2 separate regions of the Homo sapiens genome follow, and region 1 is linked to region 2. A link is a contact called in ENCODE Hi-C or POLR2A ChIA-PET data. All regions are on one chromosome and are shown on one strand. Each heading gives the region's core, a stretch centred on a gene start or an enhancer-like site at or near the end of the contact. The rest is flanking DNA. Distances are from core to core; before and after follow the strand shown.

The links. Hi-C counts contacts between places; a loop is a spot of excess contacts on that map. ChIA-PET counts read pairs that join two places held with the same protein, here RNA polymerase II (POLR2A). Pooled maps may share reads with other maps.
Region 1: a map of naive thymus-derived CD4-positive, alpha-beta T cell shows a loop between it and region 2 (14-fold over the local background). The contact joins the promoter of PPA1 here to the enhancer-like site in region 2. A Hi-C loop is called at or near these places in 2 of 168 maps with a recorded cell type or tissue (both naive thymus-derived CD4-positive, alpha-beta T cell) and 5 of 50 pooled maps. POLR2A ChIA-PET finds 5 or more read pairs at or near these places in 1 of 52 experiments (CD8-positive, alpha-beta memory T cell).

What each region holds. Positions count from the first base shown.
Region 1 is chr10:70,230,338-70,235,638 of GRCh38, forward strand. It overlaps PPA1 (inorganic pyrophosphatase 1), which reads right to left and starts at 3,092. Exons shown (of 11, transcript NM_021129.4): 1 at 2,927-3,092; 2 at 4-62. The coding sequence starts at 2,990. RefSeq lists a silencer at 2,734-3,303.
Region 2 is chr10:67,767,942-67,773,129 of GRCh38, forward strand. No RefSeq gene overlaps it. Among named protein-coding and RNA genes, the nearest start is that of TRS-TGA1-1, 6.0 kb to the left of the region's middle. RefSeq lists enhancers at 2,962-3,151, 3,332-3,491. Within about 2 kb of position 2,815, at least 3 of the 41 ENCODE cell types and tissues checked have a DNase peak (open chromatin) inside an H3K27ac peak, as active enhancers do.

The sequences.
Region 1 (5,301 bases), core at 1,842-4,341, 2.5 Mb after region 2:
TACCTTATCTGCATAAATTGGAATATCATGAAATGGAGATATATATTGTCCTTTCTCATTTTCTGCAAAATAAATTAGAAAAAGTTATTACTATAATTAATTGTATTGCTAAATGCCCACAGTACACATTTTTTTTTTCTGAGATAAGGTCCCTTACTCTGTCACCCAGGATGGTGTGCAATGGTGTGATCTTGGCTCACTGCCACTTCTGTTTCCCTCTTGAAGGCTCAAGTGATCCTCCAGCCTCAGCCTCCTGAGCCGCTGGAACTACAGGCATGAGCCACTACGTCTGGCTAATTTTTGTGTCTTTTGTAGGGAGGTGGTGTTGCCATGTTCCCCAGGCTGGTCTCCAACTCCTGAGCTCAAAGCAGTCTGCCCACCTCAGCCTCCCAAAGGGCTGGAATTACAGGGGTGAGCCACCGCACCCTGCACCCGACCAGTACACATTTTTAAACCAAGATATTATTCTTACACTAGAAAAACTGTTTGTATACTTCACTTCTCCTGACTGTACTCCCAGGCTAGGCTGGGTTTACATCCTATGCACTCTGTAGGCATCTAATAAGTACTAATCTCTATAGTGAGAGCAGAGACTACTGAGGACACAAAAGGCGATTAAATTGTTTTGGACTGATCTTACATCAGTTAAGTTTACAGAACCATTATGAAGTACTTGGGAGGAAGGGAGGGGACCACTTTACTAAACAATGTTGCTAAAAGTGGTGTTCCCAGAGACAGCCAGCCATCTTAGATTATGACTTTCTTTAAGGATAATCAAGTTGCAACAAACATCTTCACAAATAATTTCTATTATATTCTAGATATATATTACTAATATATTCTAGAGGCCTAACTATAGCCAAAAAGTAATTTTAAAACTTCTTCAGTATTCTTTAGGAAACCTACTGTCCACATCGCATCCCTTCAAGTTTAAAAATCAAAGTGGAGGCCAGGCACGGTGGCTCACGCCTGTAATCCCAGCACTTTGGAAGGCCAAAGCAGGTGGATCACTGGAGGTAAGGAGTTCAAGACCAGCCTGGCCAACATGGTGAAACCCCGTCTCTACTAAAAATACAAAAATTAGTCAGGCATGGTGGCAAGTGCCTGTAATCCCAGCTACTTGGGAGGCTGAGGCAGGAGAATCACTTGAACCCGGGAGGCTGAAGTTGCAATGAGCCAAGATCATGCCACTGCACTCCAGCCTGGGCAACAGAGCGAGACTTTGTTTCAAAAAACAAACAATAAAACATAAAAGTCCCTTTAGGGCCAATTGTGACTTTGCAGTCTGTCCAGCCCTTTATCAGTTTTAAAGAAATTGACAAATGTAATATTATAAAGCTTAAAAAAGTTTATTTCTATTAAGGAAGGATAAAGCACTTAAAATTGGATAACTATGTAGTGGGTTCTAATTATTAGTATTTCTTAAGTTCCAGAGAGTTCCACTTGATAAAAACAGTTACTTCAGCTAGTGCCAAATTCTAGGAGTAGCTTTGGTCTCCCATAACGGCCACCAAATATTAATTGCAAATAAATAACCTAAGTAAAAGCAGTGTGTTTGTTCTGCATATATAGCTTGAAGATCCACCCCTCACCTTCAAACCAGACAGTCACCTCTGTAAGCCTTTCCTACAGAGAAATTCTGGAGCCAACACTATTTCCAGAAAAACAGTCCCATGAATTATTAGTCAAAAGTTACTGGACTGTCCTTGCTGCTTAATTGCAAAATTAAATAAAATGGAGAGTGGGGGGTAGTTCTCACCCTTCCTGGATTTTACCTGATAGTTAACCTTTGGCTAGATGTGTAAGCTTTACAGTTCGCTTTCCTTTTCCTCCCGCACCAGGCTACTTTTTGTTCCTTCAATGCCTATTCATTCGTCTCCTCTACTCCCCGCTTCCCCTTCCTTCATACACCAACTCAGAGTTCGAGGCACCTGCCCATTTCCTTCCAAATAAAACTGTAAAGAGGTTACAATAGAAGCGCCTGTGGTGACACATTTACGAACGCCTCCGTTATCGCCCATAATCTACTCCTAGTAGCTGGGGGTGGGGGGAGTAAGAGGATAAAGAAAAACCCCAAGTAGCTTTCCTCCACCTACAAGGCCAAAAAAACGTGGTGCCCTAAGGAGCGTGGAGGGCGCCAGCATGCAGCCTCCCGGTTTCCCCGTGCAGCCCTAGGTGCAGGACCCGGGGTAGGTACCCCCTAGACGCCGAATCCTGCAAAGGTAAAAACTTGGCACTTTCTCAGTCTTGTTTCCAGACTGACGTCATCTGTTTGATTTGAGGGAAACAGCTTTCTGTTTCATAAGGAGCATTCCCAGCATCGGCGCTGAGGGAAAACAGGCGGCGCAGAGGCAGGAGCACGACCGGGCCGCGGAGGACCGGTCCAGCGCCTTCACAGACGGCTCCCGATCCGGGCCTCAGTTTTCCCGTCTGTAAAACGAGGGGGTGGACTTGGCTCCGCTCAGCGCCGATAATCTGAGCTACGGCGGCGGAATTAAGGTCTTTAGGAAGTCACTGCCCCCCCCGGCCCGGAGTCGCCTTTTCTCCAAACTGAGCAATCCTCTTACGGGAATTATGTTACTTCCAAGCACCTTTCTAGGGTGGGTCGGTGATTTCCTTTTCCCAACAGACCCTGTCAGAGCCAGACACCTGCAAAACTAGCTGGGCCCAGGTTCGGGTACCCCGAGGCGTGACAAAGGGACCATCTCCGTTCAGCGGGGAGGGATGGCCGGAGGCGACCCTCGCCGCCCCGACCGGCGGCGGCAAGTATGCAATGTGAGGCCGGCCAGGCCCCACAACGCGCCCGAGGAGACGGGCCCGCGTCGGAGACCTGGGGCCGAGCGCGGGCCGCACCCTCCCGGGGAGGCAAGGCCCGGGAATGAATGGGCGGACGGGCGCGGAGGGGCCACGGGCCGCAGACACTCACTGAGGAAGACTCGGTACTCCAGGGAGAAGGGCGCGGCGCGCTCCTCGGTGCTGAAGCCGCTCATAGTGCCGGAGTCCTGCCGCCGCCGCTGCCACAGAGCCACCAGCCCGCACGCGGCGCCGACTGACAAGGAGAGAGCCCCACGCCTGCGCACTGCGAGCACTGGACCGGCGGGCGGGGCGGGGAGCGCCTTTAACGCGGCTCTGCTAGTGTTCCCACCCCCGCCGGGCCAACCCCGTGCGCAGGCGCACTCCGCCAGGCCCGGGTGTCCGCACTCCCCAGCCCCGCCCCTCGGGCCCAGCCTCCGCGATGGCAGCTAGGGCTCAGAGGCTGGGCCACGTGGCTGCCGCCGGCGCTGGTTCTGTTCCTTCGGCTTTGGGCTCTGACCCGGGAGGGCAAATGCGCAGGCTCTAAGCTTGGACTAGCTAGGAGTTGACCGCCGACCACGCACACAGGGAACTCACCTTTGATTCTCACACACTCCTCCCCGCAGTCCTATTCCTTATCTCAAAAGGCGTTGATAAGTCACCTGCTTCCCCAGACAGGCTCTGCTTGCGGTCTTAAAGGTGAGCATTTTTCTGATCCGTCGTAACAAAGTTGAGCCATATTACTGACACCCCTAGTGGCTACTAGTAAGGTACTCGCTTCTCCACTTTCTATAATCTCTCTCACTCCGTTGCTTATCTGGGAAGTGAAGATAATAATATAACTATTTCATGAGTTACTGGGATGATTACCCGAGTTAATACACGTCAAATGCCTGAAGCAGAGCCTGTATCTTTGTAAACAATCTGGAAGTTGTTACTGTCACCCTCCCCAGTGGGGGAGGATTTACGCCCCCGCGCCCCCCGCCCCCTCCATCCCCCCTGCCACCCTACTTAACCCACCTGGGTCTCCAGGGGCTTCAGATGGAAGCACTGGGAAGGTCCAGGCGTGAGCTAGAGTCCCGTGAAGGAGTGTTCTCAGGGACAGGCTCTTCTGATCTTGATTTCCTGTTTATATTCCATCATATCAGGCCAGACCCCAAAAACTAAAGTCTGATTGAGGCAGTGGGAAAATATTTGCATCACTTACCTCCCCAGGAATACATGTAAAAGAAAAAAAGTATATCCACAATCCTAAATATAAATTAGCAAATTATTATTCACATTTCAAAGAATGCCTGGTTTTATTTATTTATTTATTTTAATTTCATGGCCAGGATTTCTTTAAATAACTTTTTCTAGAACATTAAAGATAATGTGCCTTAATGACATTTTGAATTAAACCCTTTTTTCCAAACAATGTCTATTGTAAAAAATGAATATTAAATGAAAACCTAGTAAGATCTCCAGTTAGTTATGGTGTCGCTCCCTTTGTCTCCATCCAACTCCCAAACCTCACTGACACCCATTAATTTTCAGAAGGCTGTGATTCACTGATTTTTTGAACATTTCACCACACTGTTTTACTGCTGTTAAAACAGAAGGGCAGGAAAAAAAATTAGCGAAGCAATAGTTTAGTCAATAATTAGGGTCAAGGCCAGGCGCGGTGACTTACGCCTTCAATCCCAGCACTTTGGGAGGCCGAGGTGGGCGGATTACCCGACGTCAGGAGTTGGAAACCAGCCTGGCCAACACAGTGAAACCCTGTCCCTAGTAAAAATACAAAAATTAGCTGGGCGTGGTTGCACGCGCCTGTAATCCCAGCTACTCGGGAGACTGAGGCAGGAGAACACTTGATCCCGAGAGGCGGAGGTTGCGGTGAGTTGAGATCACGCCAGTGCATTCCAGCCTGGGTGACAGAGCGAGACTCTGTTTCAGAAAAAAAAGTAGGATCAAGTTCAAAGAATATTTTAAGGGGATGCTCTTTTGATTGAACTGCTCTATCACTTTTCTGCCTTTGAGCAGATGGAACCAATTTTCTTGGAAAAACCCAGACTCTCATCTGTGACTGACTTAAGAAGACAGCAGTGATGCAATAATAATGTTCTACATACACTTTCCCTTTGCCTCCTGCCAGCTCAGAGCAAGATAATAAAGTCTCACTGACCTCCAGACTTGCACACTGGCTCTTGTTTCATCGAATGTATTCAGAGAGCCAGTCATTATCAGGTCTGGTAAAACACCCAGCCCTGGTGAATTGTAACTTTCCTTTGCAGGCAAGTGTAGTGAGCCCATAGGCCCAAAAGGACCTTGGTCTACCATGTCTCCCTAGGGCCTAGCACAGTACACAGCCTAGAGTAGATGTTTAGTGAATCTTTGCTGGACGGATAGGTAGAGGAATTAATGTAAAGGTGGAAAATACCTTCTTAAGTACATTAGTTTGACAAAGAAGGAGTCCATCTCTTCTCAAATATTATCTTTCTCACTCAGTGACCAAATCTAGTGGCACTT
Region 2 (5,188 bases), core at 1,565-4,064:
CCCAGGCTGATTCAGAAGCCACCCCTTAGGCAGGATGCGGTGGCTCACACCTGTAATCCGAGCACTTTGGGAGGCGGAGGTGGGCGGATCAGCTGAGGTCAGGAGTTCAAGACAAGCCTGGCAAACATGGCAAAACCCTGTCTCTACTAAAAATACAAAAATTAGCTGAGCGTAGTGGTGCACACCTGTAGTCCCAGCTACTCGGGAGGCTGAGGTAGGAAAATCGCTTGAACCCAGGAGGTGGAGGTTGCAGTGAGCCCAGCATTGCACTGCAGCCTGGGGGACAGAGCAAGACTCCATCTCCAAATAAATAAATAAATAAATAAAGCCACCCTATTTTTTATATTTTTTTCTTTTTCTTTTTCTTTCTTTTTTTTTTTTTTTCTGAGACAGGGCCTTGCTCTGGTCACCCAGACTGGAGTGCAGTGGCAATCACAGCTCACTGCAGCCTCAGCCTCGGACTTAATTGGTCCTCCCACCTCATCCTCCTGAGTAGTTTGGACTGCAGGTGCACACCACCATGCCTAGCTAAATTTTTTTTATTATTTTTTTGTAGAGACAGGGTCTCACTATGTTGCCCAGGCTGGTCTCAAATTCCTGGCTCAAGGGATCCTCCCATCTCAGCCTCCCAAAGTGCTGGGATTACAGTCCTGAGCTACAGTGCTTAGCCTCCAGAAACCCCTTTAATTCTCCCATTTCCTATTATAGCAAGGCTCACATTGCACTATTTCTGCCTGTTTGTCTTTCTTACCACTAAATGGTAAACTCCCTGAGGATGTGTAAAGGGATCATATCTCTCATTTTTGTGCCCCTACATACCACAGAAAAGGGACTCAAATTTTTGATGAAGAAATGAATGAATATTCATTTCTTCATCAAAGAAGAAATGCTGAAGTATGGACGTCAGCACATGTCCAAACTTCACCCCTAGAATGCCCAAAAAAAGTGGGAGAGAAAGGAGGGGCTTAACATGCTGTTCTCCTTTTGAAGGTCACTAATCTTTGCCTTAGTATAATTTATTGTAATATTGAGTATCCCCCACCTAGAATAGTTTTAATATAAAAGAGGGCAGAGGACAACAGCCTATGTACCCTTCCTTCCCTTTCCATATTTTTCCTTACCTTTTCTTCCCATTCTTTGTCTTCTAGCACTGAAAGGGCAGACAGAACCAGGAGGCAAGTACATACAGACCTCTGCCTCCATGGGTCACCCCCACCTTTGTCTCCTTGAGAATGTTCACTTTCCAACTGGCCTCCATGCAACTCGAGGTTTAGCTCTCTCCATGATGAGCAAAGAAAAATCCATGGAAGGGGTGGGGGTGGATGTGGAAGAGGTTCTGCAGTGCACTCCTCTTCTCAGAGGAAACCATTTCAACTCCTCTTTCCACATTTCTCTTCTCCAGAGTTCTCTTATCCACTACCAACCCTCCTGTGCATCCCCTCGAGCCAGCTTTTTCTGACCCAACCTCACATGATGCACTGTCTTGAGGATTTTCTCTCAAGACCCCAGCTTTTTCATTCTTTTATGTTACACAGCAATTCAGCCTTGTCCCTGTGCCTCAACATGCCTGGCAATCAGACCCCTCTTCGAAGGCAGAGGAAGTTATAATATCAAGGTCCCCTTCTCCCAAATGTTTTTCTACCTACTTCCTTTAGTAGAAATTAGGTCCTGCAACTTTCTGATCAGTGTTCAAAGGTTTTAAACATAAATAGACTGAAGTGAATTTTTTGCAAATTGTAATCAGTTAATCTGTAGAAATGCTAAATTTACAATTATCCTTCCCTTCTAAATCCAGGTCCCAAATCCATTCCAGTTTGTGGCATTTCCAGCCATGGAGCAGGATACACCCACTTGGAATGATCCTGATATTTCCCTATTCCTTAACCCATTTCCTATTCAACCCAAGTGCCATTGAGTTTGCCCCTAAATATGCTGAGAATCAACTTTGTTCCATATTTACTACCACCACCCAGTCCAAATCAACACTACCTCTCATCTCAACTACTTCTCGGCCTCTTAATTATCTCCTCCAATCCACTCTTCCTCCCCTCCAATCTGTTCTCCATAAAATAAATTTTTCTTTTAAAATGCACATTTGGTCTTATAACCTTCCTCCTGAGAACTCTTCTGGGGATTTCCATGTGCTTTTACAATAAAGACTAGAATCACTAGCATGACCCCATAGCTCTCCATGATCCTGCATGGCATAATTACCGGGCCTCTCCCTGTCATTCTCTAGCCAAATGTACTTTCTTTTCTTTTAGTTCCTTGAAAAGACCAAACTCTTTCCCACCTTAGGAATTCTGTACATGTTCCAATGTCTCCCTCCCCATCAAACTGATCAGTCCTCCTTCTTATGTAATTTCATACCATTTTACTCTTTTTCTTCACAACACATCATGCTTTGTGATATTTTAGTGTGAAATATTTGCTTAATGTCTCTGTGTGTGTGTACACGTGTGTGTAAAACCACAAAATCCCCTTATCTGCTATTTAATGGGCCTTCAATAAGTAATATTGTTGAGTGAATTTTGTGATTGTGAGGATCAGAAAGCAAGAGGTCTCAGAACACCTGAAGGGGTGGGAAGCAGAGGGTAAACTGTTTTCCTGCAGCTTTGGGGATGAATCAAAACTGTGCCTGAAGAGATTTGTGCCCTGAGTGCATAGATCTGCAGGAATATTGCAGCTCAACCATTTGATATATTGCACCACTGTTTAGCATGATTTATGAAGCTGTTGTTCTGTTTTAACTCAACATGTTCATTGTAAAGGAGTTTCATCCTCAGAGGTTTCATTAATGGAGGCATTGTTGTGTAGTGAGGCAGTAGAAAAAGGAAGTGAGAGATAGGGCTGGCCTACAACCTGTGTAAAGCTTGCATTTCAAGTCCCCTCTGGAGGGAATGCCCATTTCTGGAGTCTTGTTTCCCAATATGCCCATGTCCCCAAAAACATCTGGTCTCAGGCTCTTTCTACATACTAGAGTGCAAACAACTAGTAATAATACCTAAGTCTTAGCTCCTGCAGGGGTGAGAGAGACAGAGGCTCTGACACTGGAATTTTCAGGTAAAACAGATATCCTGTTCTATCTGAAGCACTGATGAAGAAAACATAGAGCTTTCAGCTCTTGTTCCAATGACTAGTTTCTTTCCCAATCTGCATGAAGTTGGTCAGTCAAGCTCACCCAGGCTCATAGACTAGAAGCCCCAGGAAATGAATTATTTCTGTTTCCTTCCCACCATCTCACACACATGCTCTTAAAATATCCATTCCCTTCCCTTGCCTCGGATCCTGGGTCCTGAGACAGGCTCTCACAGCCCAGAGAGTGGTTGTGATGGACTTAGTCTTACCTCAGCTGCTTTGTCTGGTGCTGGGCTGCCAAGGGAGGCATGCATGAGCAAGGCCAGTTCTCCATTCATATCTCAGACTATTTAGAAGAATCCAGTGACAGAGGACGTGGCCTGTGGGCTTTATGCTTGTGATGCTTTCTGCTGCTTGAGGTCGGGGTGGAGAAGAGGCTAGAGCTGACAAGCTTCTCACTCAGGGGCTGAGGTGGGGCACAGCTCCTGTCTGCTGGACTCATAAATCTCCTGGTCCCCACCCCAGGGATCTCAGAGCCCCCTTTGTTCTTTTAATTTTTATTCTAATAAAACCTCCTACATAACATAGGTCTACAAAGACTCTTGGGGAATATATTTCCCTCCCAAACATATTCATTTGAGACACAATTATCAAAACATTTGTTCAGGCCAGGCGCAGTGGGTTCCACCTGTAATCCCAGCAGTTTGGGAGGCCAAGGCAGGCAGATCACTTGAGGTCAGGAGTTTGAGACCAGCCTGGCCAACACGGTGAAACCCCGTCTCTACTAAAAACACAAAAACTATCTGGACATGGTGTCGCATGCCTATAATCCCAGCTACTCGGAAGCTGAAGCCAGAGAATCTCTTAAACCTGGGCAGTGGAGGTTGTAGTGAGCCAAGATTGTGCCACTGCACTCCAGCCTGGGCAACAGAGCAAGACTCAGTCTCAAAAAAAAAAAATTGTTCAGCACACGAACTTTAGACACATTTTATCTGACACCACAAGTCATTCCAAGAGATGAATATACACAGTATCCCTCTGAAAGCTACTTGTCTTCCAGATGTAAAGACATCTGTCTCCATCATTGGAGACAGAATGCTAGTGTTTTGAAATAACCTGTGCTTAGGATGTTGGAGCACAGAAATGCTGCACTTAATTTTGGTACCCACCTCTAGTGCAGGGATTAGTTAGCAACTTTTTCTACAGGTCAGCCAGTAAATATTTTAGGTGTTGCAGGCCATATGGTTTCTGTTGCAACTACTCAACTCTGCCTGTGTATCACAAAAGCAGCCATAGATAATCTGTAAACAAATGAGTGTGACTGTGTTCCAATAAAACTTTATTTACAAAAACAGTGGGCTGGATTTGGCCTGTGGCTATAGTTTATTTCTGCTCTAGAGGACTCTCCTCACTATAATAAAAAAAGTTCTTCCCAGGTTATCACTGTGAAGATATCATTAAGTGGGACACTGTCAAGAGGCTGGTTGACGTTTCACTAGTTCTTCCTGGTTTATACACATCCAAGAAATCTCATTATTTCCATTAACACAAAGATACCAAGAAAGGACATGAATGTTTTTTAAGATCATTTTATCTCAGTACATCAGAATGGCCCAAATCCTTCCAGAATCCTCTCATGTACACTGGGATTGTCTGCTCCACTTGACAGCAGATGGGGTGCAGGTCCTGGAAATGCTTACCTAGTTTCTCCTTTCTCTGTAGTTAGTACTGTATCTGCTGTTGTAAACAAAGCTTTTCAGCCCTTGAGCATGTTAAGATGTAACCTGAAACCAGGTTTGCAAGTTTATTTGTGAAGTAATTTGAAGGAATAGGAAGAATTTGAAGGAATAGGAAAAACAGAGACTTTGAAGTCAGAGCAACCAAGCATCAAATATAGGCTCCTTCCCTTTCTTGCTATGTAACTTTGGGCAGTTTGCATAACCTCTCTGAGCCTTAATTTCCTTATCCACTAAGTGGTAATAATAATTACTTCTACCTCATGGCATTGTCAGCAGTCACTGCCATTTTCTAAGTTCTAACCACAGGTCAGGCACTGTGATGAGTGTTCATTCATTTAACATCCAAAACAGACCACAGCTAGTTTATAGAT